2 separate regions of the Homo sapiens genome follow, and region 1 is linked to region 2. The links are chromatin loops, found by intact Hi-C in ENCODE. Cell type or tissue: GM12878. All regions are shown on one strand.

Evidence for each region. Hi-C counts contacts between places; a loop is a spot of excess contacts. Peaks named below come from ENCODE experiments on the same cell type or tissue, not always from the same donor. Only the 100,000 strongest peaks of a DNase experiment are listed, where the experiment ranks them.
Region 1: it touches region 2 in a loop (4-fold over the local background); 1 of 110 quality-filtered maps calls a loop at or near these places.

What each region holds. Positions count from the first base shown.
Region 1 is chr5:61,198,342-61,203,341 of GRCh38, forward strand. The region is part of intron 3 of SMIM15-AS1 (SMIM15 antisense RNA 1); the gene reads left to right. Among named protein-coding and RNA genes, the nearest start is that of SMIM15, 38 kb to the left of the region's middle. In GM12878, no CTCF peak of the experiment used is centred here; DNase peaks (open chromatin) are centred at 2,440 and 4,050; H3K27ac peaks cover 649 bases.
Region 2 is chr5:61,532,465-61,537,464 of GRCh38, forward strand. It overlaps ZSWIM6 (zinc finger SWIM-type containing 6), which reads left to right. Exons shown (of 14, transcript NM_020928.2): 10 at 3,020-3,155. Among named protein-coding and RNA genes, the nearest start is that of LINC03122, 100 kb to the right of the region's middle. In GM12878, no CTCF peak of the experiment used is centred here; DNase peaks (open chromatin) are centred at 2,167 and 2,577.

The DNA.
Region 1 (5,000 bases), 330 kb before region 2:
TCCACTTGATCCAGGGCTGAGTTTAAGACCTGAATATCTTTGTTAATTTTCTATCTCAATAATTTGTCTAATGTTGATAATGGGGTGTTAAAGTCTCCCACTATTATCATGTGGGAGTGTAAGTCTCTTTGTATGTCTCTAATAATTTGTTTTATGAATCTAGGGTCTCCTTTATTGGGTGCATATGTATTTAAAATAGCTCTTCCTGTTGAATTGAACCCTTTACCATTATGTAATGCCCTTCTTTGTCTTTTTCAATCTTTGTCGGTTTAAAATCTGTTTTGTCAGAAACTAAGATTGCAATCCTTGCTTTTATCTGCTTTCCATTTGGTTGGTAAATTATCCTCTATCCCTTTATTTTGAGCCTATGTGTGTCTTTGCACATGTGTCTCTTGAATACAGCACACTAATGGGTCTTGACTGTTTATGCAGCTTGCCGTTCTGTGTCTTCTCATTGGGGCACTTAACCCATTTACATTTAAGGTTAATATTGTTATCTGTGAATTTGATTGTGTCATCATGATTCTAGCTGGTTATTTTGCAGACTTGTTAATGTAGTTCCTTTATAGTGCTATTGGTCTTTGCACTTCAGTGTATTTTTGTGGTGGCTGGTAATGTTTTTTCCTTTCCATATTTAGTGCTTCCTTCAGGAGCTCTTGCAGGGCAGGCCTGGTGGTGATAAATTCCCTCAGCATTTGGCTGTCTGAAAAGGATTTTATTTCTCCTTCACTTATGAAACTTAGTTTGGCCAGATATGAAATTCTGGGTTGGAAATTCTTTTCTTTAAGAATGTTGAATGTTGACCCCCAATCTCTTCTGGCTTGTAGGGTTTCTGCTGAGAGGTCCACTGTTAGTCTGATGGGCTTCCCTTTATAGGTTGCCCGGTCTTTCTCTCTGGCTGCCCTTAGCTTTTTTTTCTTCATTTTAACCTTGGAAAATCTGATGATTATGTGTCTTGGGATTGATCTTCCCATGGAGTATCTTAATGGGGTTCTCTGGATTTTGTAAATTTGAATGTTAACCTGTCTTGCTAGGTTGGGGAAGTTCTCCTGAATGATATCCTGAAGTATGTTTTCCAACTTGGTTTCGTTCTCCCTGTCTCTTTCAGGTACCCCAATCAGTCGTAGTTTCAGTCTTTTTACATAATCCCATAGTTCTCGGAAGTTTTGTTCATTCCTTTTCATTGTTTTCTTGTCTGCTGTCTTATTTCAGTAAGATAGTCTTCAAGCTCTGAAATTCTTTCCTCTGCCTGTTCTATTTGGCTACTGATACTTGCAGTTGCATTGTGAAGTTCTTGTGTCGGGTTTTTCAGCTCCATCAGGTCATTTATATTCCACTCTAAACTGGTTATGCTGGTTAACAGCTTCTGTAATGTTTTATCATGGTTCTCAGCTTCTCTGCATTGGGTTAGGATATGCCCCTTTAGCTTAACAAAGTTCATTATTACACGTCTTCTGAAGCCTACTTCTGTCAATTCATCCATTTCAGCCTCCTCCTAGTTCTGTGCCCTTGCTAGAGAGGTATTGCAATCACTTGGAGAAGAATAAGCACTCTGGCCTTTTGAGTTTTCAGCATTTTTTGTTGTTGTTGTTGATTCTTTCTCATCTTTCTGAGTTTATCTAGCTTTGATCTTTGAGGCTCCTGACCTTTGAGTGGGGTTCTTGTGGGGACTTTTTTGTTGATGCTCTTGTTGCTTTCTGTTTGTTTTTCTTTTAACAGTCAGAATGCTCTTCTGTAGGGCTGCTTCAGTTTGCTGGGAGTCTACTCCAGACCCTGTTTGCCTGGGTCCCTCCCACACCTGGAGGTGTCACCAGTGGAGGCTACAGAACAGCAAAGAAGACTGCCTGCTCCTTCCTCTGGGAGCTCTGTCCCAGAGGGGCACCACCCTGATGCCAGTGGGAATGCCCCTGTATAGGGCGTCTGGCATATCCTGTTGTGGGGGTCTCACCCAGTCAGGAGACATGGGATCAGAGACCCGCTTAACAAAGCACTCTAGCTGCTCCTCAGTGGAGAGGGTGTGCTGTGCTGGGGAAATCCCACTCATCCAGACTGCCCTGACTCCTCAGAGACACCAGGCGGAAAGACTAAGTCTGCTGATCCGCAGAGACCATGGCTGCCCTTCCCCTACGAGGCTCTGTCCCAGGGAGATGTGAGTTCTGACTATAAACCCCTGGCCTGAGTAGCTAAAATTCCCACAAGGAGGCCCCACTGGTTGAGGAGGGACGGGTAAGGGTCTGGCCTAAAGAGTCAGTCTGGCCATGATCTGCCACAGCCACTGTGCTGTGCTGTGGGGAATTCCTCCTGGGTCCAAACCACCCAATCTCCCCAGCATCCACAGGGGAAAACCAGCAGACTGGAGCTGCAGTGGTGGCTGCTGCCCCTCCCACTGGGAGCTCAGTCATCTTAGGCAGCAGGAAGCCACAGTGATAATGGCCACCCTTCCCCCTGGGAGCTCAGTTGGTCTTAGGCAGCAAGCAGCTGCAGTGATGACAGCCGCCCAAGCCCCTGGGAACTTGGTAGTCTTAGTCAGCCTCCAGCCGAAATGTCCGCTGAGAACCTGCACAGCTCTGTGCTGGGAACCAAAGCCCTGGTGGTGTGGGCTCATGAGAGGGGGTATCGTGATCTGTGGGTTGCAGAGATCTGTGGAAAATGTGTGGTTTTCCCAGGCCGTGTAGCACAATCACTCACCGCATCTCTTGGCTGGGGTTGGGAGCTCCCCTTCCCCTGTGCAGCTCCTGAGTGGGCCATCACTCCACCCTGCTTTTCCTTGCTCTCCGTGGGTCACGCCAACTGCCTAGTTAGTCCCAGTGAAAGAACCTGGATACCTCAGTTGCTGGTACAGGATTCACTTGCCATTTTCGTTCTCAGTGGGAGCCTCTGACAGCAGCTGTTTCTGTTTGGCTATCTTGGCCCCTCCCCCAGCACAGATTTTTATAAAACTAATGGCTATAGTGCACAGTCCTAAGATTCCGAAAAGAGGTTAAACTTTTATTTGGGAATAATACACTGAAAAGACAGGTACGATGTTGTTCTGATTGAAAAAGCTCCATAAAATAATTGAACACGTACTATTAGGTAAACTGAAAACTAGAAAAATTATTATCTAAATGATGTAACATTATTAAGCACTGTGACAAGGATTCTAGCAAAACTGCAAAAAATCCTGTTCCGCACTTCTGGTATAAAATATCTTTTTGTTCAGGCATGATGGGGCACTGTGTCTGCTAGCCATAGTCGGCATGTTTTATCTTCTAGTTAACGTATATCAAACCCAGCACTCAAATACAACTTTCCAGATCCTGGATGTGACAGTGAAGCACTGTTCAGAGCCCATTTTCTTTGGCCATTGATCTCAGATGCACCCTGAAACAAAAGTATTTACAACAACAATGAAAGATGAGTTTGCATGGAACATTTAAACTTTATGTTCTTTAGTTTTGCCACCTCTAAAATGAGAATAATCATTTTAGCTTACCTATTAGAGTTGTTCCAAAAAGTACTTAAGATGATTGTGAAAGACAATCACCTTAAAGAAAAAAGGACTACTTGATGGTTACATATTACAATAAGCACAAAAGAAAAGTGGACTTAAGTTTCATATCAGGGTAGGAACAGGATGGTTTCAGCTTTTGAGAGTATCATGAGTAGGTGTCATTTAACTGAATGAATGGAATGAACCATGTGTATTATATAAATAAGCATATACATATTTTATAATCTTGTGATATTTACCAGATACTTGTTATCTACTAGTTCTTTGTAAAATACAAAATATGTGTATATTTTTGTGTTGACCTATACACAAAACTCTAATTCAGGACTTTAGATATAGCCAACGAAACAGCTACTTTCAGCTCCCACAAAAGTAAATGAATATACAACGTATTTTGCCAGTACCATAAGCAATGAGTCAACAGGCCCCATAACATTTTTTGGTTACATGTTTTGAGTGACCACATTTTGAGTTACAGGGATTACAGATCTCATGGCCATAAAAAGTAATAACACTCCCACCCCATCAGTTATTGCATTTATATCTAGCTTATTCATTTCTGCCTCCACATTGGGTAACTAGGGAAACAATGATGTCACTGCTCAGTGTGGTACTTAGAAACTTCTTTAATTAGGCTTATGGTTGGGGAAGCCTACAGTCATTTAATGAGTCTCACCTCTACCACTGCAATAAACTCATAGAACTTTTATTTTTCCGGGCTGCTGATAGGGGAAAGATTATAATTCTATCTAATGCATTGTTTTGGAAAAAATATGTATTCTAAAGCATATTTTTACTGAAAAATCATCTGTGTGTTTGCAACAGGAGTTTTTTGATGTACATTGACAACATTGAGGCAATTATATGACCCAAATTAAATGTTCCTTGTGGGACCGTGGTCCTTTGAGCAGTCATCCTTCCCCTGGCCCTTCCTGGCACCTAGCTTTTGGTCTGAGAGGCTGGGTTTCCATTTTGCTCTTCTTTATTATGATTTTTCCTACTCTGTCATGTTGGTAACAGCAAGTTTTAAAAAATAAACAGTATCTGAATGTAAAAGCCACCTGCCCCCAAAATGGGATAGAAATTAAATATCAGTCTTTCTAGTAAAATAAATAAATGGTCACTCAGTACAGCTCAGCCATCACTTGCTTAATATGTTTGATATAGTTTGGATATTTGTTTCCTCCAAGTCTCATGTTGAAATTTGATCCCCAGTGTTGGAGGTGGGACCTGGTGGGAGGTGTTTGGATCATAACGACAGATACCTCATGAATGGCTCAGTTCCATCCTTGTGATAATGAATGAGTTCCTACTGTATTAGTCTCTGTGAGAACTGATTGTCTAAAAGAGCATGGCACCTTCTCCTCTCTCTCTTTTCTCCTCTCTCACTGTTAGATGCCTGTTCCCCCTACTCTTCCTCCGTGAGTGGAAGCTTCTTGAAGCCCTCACTAAAAGCAGATGCTGACATCATGCTTCTTGTACAGCACCCACAGGGGAAAACCAGCAG
Region 2 (5,000 bases):
GTATATGTGTGTTATTAGTGTGTTATTATGGGATTCTCTGTGATTGATAGCCTCATAAAGTATGTTATATTCATCTTATGTTCAGAACTACTACATATAGGGAAGGGATTTAGATTTTCAGCACCCCTTTTATTTGTCCAAAGCAAAAGATCTACTTAAAAGAAAACATTTTCTTCAAACATACTTTACTTTTATATGTTTTAGAAATGCATTTTAAAGGGAAAATGCTCTTCAGGTAAACCTTCTTAATAGCATGCTTAATTTTGGTAAAAATTCCCAGTGGTAATTTTTTGAAGCACTCTCCTGAACCTGTTTTTTTCCCTGTAAAGATAAAAAGCCCATCTTGACACTTGACAAATTTCAAGAGTGATCCTGATTCTTCAGTTACTGTTTTCTTTCAGTTTTCTCCCATATAATTCCTTATGCTATAAGCAATGTCATTAGTCACAAGCATTTTTTAAATGCTTTCTGTCACTGACTATACTGACTTTTGATTTCTCTTATACTGAAGTTTAGAAAGAAGATCTGTGATTTTCAAAGTTGATAGTGTGTGGTATCTGTATTTACCTTCCTAAATATGTCTCCATGTCCATTTTTCATGAATATTTTTGAACTTTGCCCTAGTCTTGATTCGTCCATCCCTCCCGTCAAACATTTTTATGAGTACTGTGCCTGAGAAGGAGCATTGTTGACTCATCTCTGCCTCTTCTCCTTTCCTGGCCCTGCAAGGCCCACAAAGAGTGAATAGGTGCAGGACAGGAGGCAGTCCAAGGCGGGGAGGCCACAGGGCCATTACTGTAAATGCTAGAAGATTGAGAACTCCATGACTGAATTGACTACACCAGGGCACCAAGTTCTTCGTGCAGTTATACTCTTTGCAAATGTCAGAGGCAAATTAGTTAGCAGGCCCAGATATCTGGAAAGAGGAAGGAGTAACCCAGTATTGTTGCTAGTATTAATCCCTCCTGGCCACAATATTGGATAGATAAATTAGCATATTGAACAAGCACCTCTGGGGAAACTTGGTGCCAAATATCAAGTTGTCATTATTCAGTAGTACACTAGAGTCCAGGAATTACACTAATTATTAATCCACAAATAATTATTGGATACCTGACTGAATGTTTTACTTGTTGAGTGGTATCATAGCAAATAATTGATTATGTATCCTGGATCTCCTGAATAGTACAAAAAAGGTAATTTGGTGGTTTAAGGGGAAACAGTGAAAGAAAATGAAGGAGAAATGAAGACTGTGGCTAATCTATAGATTTGCTATAATTAGTCCTTAAGTAAAATAGTTAGTGTGTTAGATTGGGCTGCCATAACAAAATACCACAGATTGTGTGGCTTAAACAACAGAAATGTATTTCTCACAGTTCTGGAGGCTGGGAAGTTTAGAATCATGGTGCCAGCCTCATCATTGGCTTCTGATGAGGGCACTCTTCCTGTCTTGAAGACAGCTACCTTTTCTCTGTGTCTTCACATGACAGAGAGATCAAGCTCTCTAGTGTCTCTTCTTACAAGGACACTAATCCTGTTGGATCAGGGCCCCACCCTTATGACCTCATTTTACTTTAATGCAGGCCCCAACTTTGGATACAATTACATTGGGGCTGGGGGCTTCCAAATGTGAATTTTGGGAAGAAATACATATTTAGCCTGTAACAGTTAATAACTTAAATAATGTAGCCTTGGTATATGAACAAAAGGTGCAGTCATAATGCTATATGAACTTTTGAAGAATATCAAATCACTAAAACATTTAAAATTAAAGATTAATGGATTTGGTAAAATTAGAGATTTAGATGTTAGTTTAGGTGAAAAAATTTGTATGATTTTAAAGTACTTAAATAATGAATAATTCAAAAATACTATCAAAAAACTCAACTGAATTAAAATAACCTCCATTAAAATGACCTAGAATATATTGTGCTCATAACCAACCACCAGTTCAGTAACTGCTCTTACCATTTCTTCTGAACTGCATTTCTTGCATTCTAAACTCTTCACCACACTGGTTTTTCTCATGGAAAACAAATATAGCATGTCCTCTGAGCAGTGGTGTCATGGTTCATAATTCTAGAAATCATGAAACAGATGTTACCCGAAGGTAACATGGAAACTAATTTATTAAAAACTTTACAGTAACTAAACCTCAGAGTACCTTAGTGCAAAGTGGTTGAACTAACCACTGTGGTTTCCTTTCAGAATTTATTTTAAAAGTCTATGTTGCCGTTCTCAAAGCAGCATTCAGGGAGCACACAGGGGAAGTCAGCTCTGCCACCACGCCTGTCAGAATTTACTAAGAAATGAATTTTGACAGCTTAAGTGTAATTTTGCTTTTAAAATTGGCTTTCAGGAGCCCAAAGAATAGTAAACTTCCAGTTACTTTAATTTTTTTCTTTTGCCTATGATGCGTATGAAATGGGTAACTATTCTTTTTATTAATAATCACTTTCTAGGAATTAATATCTGTTGCCACTCATTAGAGGCAACAATGTGTATAGTTAGAGAGCTGTGGTTCAGAATCCTCCCACACCTCTCACCCCTGATACAGAGCACCATTTTCTGGAAACCTGGCATATTTGTGTCCCTAACCCTTCTTAGGTCCAGGGGTAGTTTCCATAGTTAAGCTGTGGTGTCATCTGTGCATTTACAAATCAAGATGCTCTGATGCCACACATTGAGAGAGGATGTTGCTCAAATGCAGCAAGGTTTTACGCTATAGAGGGTTCCTTTCTCTGAGGCACTTGTATTGTGAATGCTGTCTGCCCCTGAGTTCTGGGTTTTTCATCTAGCTGTGGGACAGTTAGGGGTTTGTTTATGAGGTGAAATCTGTAACGGATGCTATACCCTGAAGAATCTTTTTTGATTAAGGATTATATTCCTTTCTATATCATTTACTTGAAATTCTTATTTGTATATGTTATAACTTTATGTGACATTTTAACAATATGCTTTACAAGAAGTGTTAGTTCATTTTTTAGGAACGTAAAATGTGTATGCTCTCTTCCCACAGCCGGACCATATAGTGGTTTAGGTGAAATAATCCATCGGGAGAGCGTTCCAATGCACACATTTGCCAAGTATCTCTTCACCTCTCTCCTACCTCACGATGCTGAATTGGCATACAAAATTGCACTGAGAGCAATGCGGTATGTATTCACAGCCCAGCTGGGCAGAGGCAGGCCACATTCCCACTGGGAAGCATGGCTGTTAACTGACTTACTCCTTCATGTTTCTTATAGGCAGCAGAAAAGCTAAAGAAACTATGTATTTATGCTTCCTGTATTGTTGTGGAGGTGATTTGCTTGTTGGCTTGTTTTGCTTCTGTTTAAAGTAAGGGAAGGGTTATCCTTGCTGCTATCAGACTCAAGCACACCGTGGCTTTTTCCTACTTTTTCGTGAAGCACAATTCAAGCCAAGTTTAATCATAAAACAGCAACAGTTGAAACCTTCATAAATGATTAATTGTTTTGAAAAAATTGATTTTTGAAGCAGTAGTAAATAGTAAATATACTGGCTTGAATATAATTGAGGGAGACCTTCACACCTGCTGTAATTCCGCATTCCATCAGTAGTGCAGGAAAGCAACTCCCTGTATTGCCAAGGCACATCTGTATTCACTGGAGGCTGAGAGAAGGTGGGACGTGCATTTAGCAGTGAAGGAGTCGCTATTCGGGGTCCTTCAGGCTCTGCCTGCCTCTCTTCTGACTGCTTCCATCTCCTCATCGGTCTCTCCTTTTCAGCAATAACAGTTAGAATATGTTGTTCTCTACCACCCACCTTTTTATTTCTACCTTCTTTTAAAAGTTATTTCACATAATAATTATTTTTATCACAGATTTGTTCAAGGTGAATATTTTAATGAGTTCAAGATTATATTTTAATCTTACAAATAACCTTTAAATTTTAAGGACCTAAAAGGTACATCCATCTTTCTTAAAACATCAGCATTTTCTTTTTCCTTTAAAAAAATTAATAAAACACTCCTGTGCTTCTAATGGAAAGTACAGATCACCTAAGGACAAGCCATGTTGTAGACCTAAAAGCTTGTGTGTGCTGATTAACAGTTTGATCTCAAGAAGCTTTTCATCAAAGATTCTATGTCTGTAATCAGAGAAGTAGATTCTAAAACAAATCCTTGCCTATAAATTACCAGTGTCCCCAAAGTTACCCTGTTCTGAAAGTATTGAGTGTAGCTTATGTGTATAAGGACACCTCTTTTTTATGCAGTGATAAGGATGTGTGTATGTGTCTGTGTGTATACCTATGTGTCAGTGTGTTTTAAGGCTGACATCCTGTAATTTGACATGCTTTCCTTGGCAATATGGAATCTTACTAACCTGCTGGAGAATCTTCTTAAGTATTCTTTTTTCTATTTTTAAAATACCAGAAAATAAGTCAATAACAAACATCAGCAAAAGTCCCCCACCAAATTACATTATACCACTTGGTTTATGTTTTAGAGCACGATTTTAAAATAAGTGGGTTCCTATTTTTATTTTTGGAAGCTGAAATGGAAGCTGTCTTATGAAGACATATGCTCAACTCTATACTTACTCAAATCTTAGGAATTCTAATCTTGTTTTAAAGGGAAGATGTTAATGTTATGGTGCCACCAGATGCTGTTGCTACTACCACTGGCAAAGTTTAAGGGTAAAATAGCATAAAGTTTCTGTGTGGTTCTGGCTTATGTAATGGTATGTGCCAGGCAGAAAGGCTTGCTTTTCTAACACTCACAAACTCATTTATATTTGTCCTTGGTTGCTGCCAAGGCAGTTTCTTAATGGGGAATACTAGCAGGGTACAGGGGAATTTTTTTTCCACTTTCTCTCTTCTATCTGCCACTACTATCCTGCCAAAGGTCTGCCATGGAAGGCAGGTATGTGCCCCACCAGGTATTGCAAGGCAGCCCAGGGAACAGGAAGGAAAAGAGAGATGTAGCTCGCATGCTTCTTAGTCCTTCTGGAAGAGGAAGGCTAAGGAAGGTCATCTTC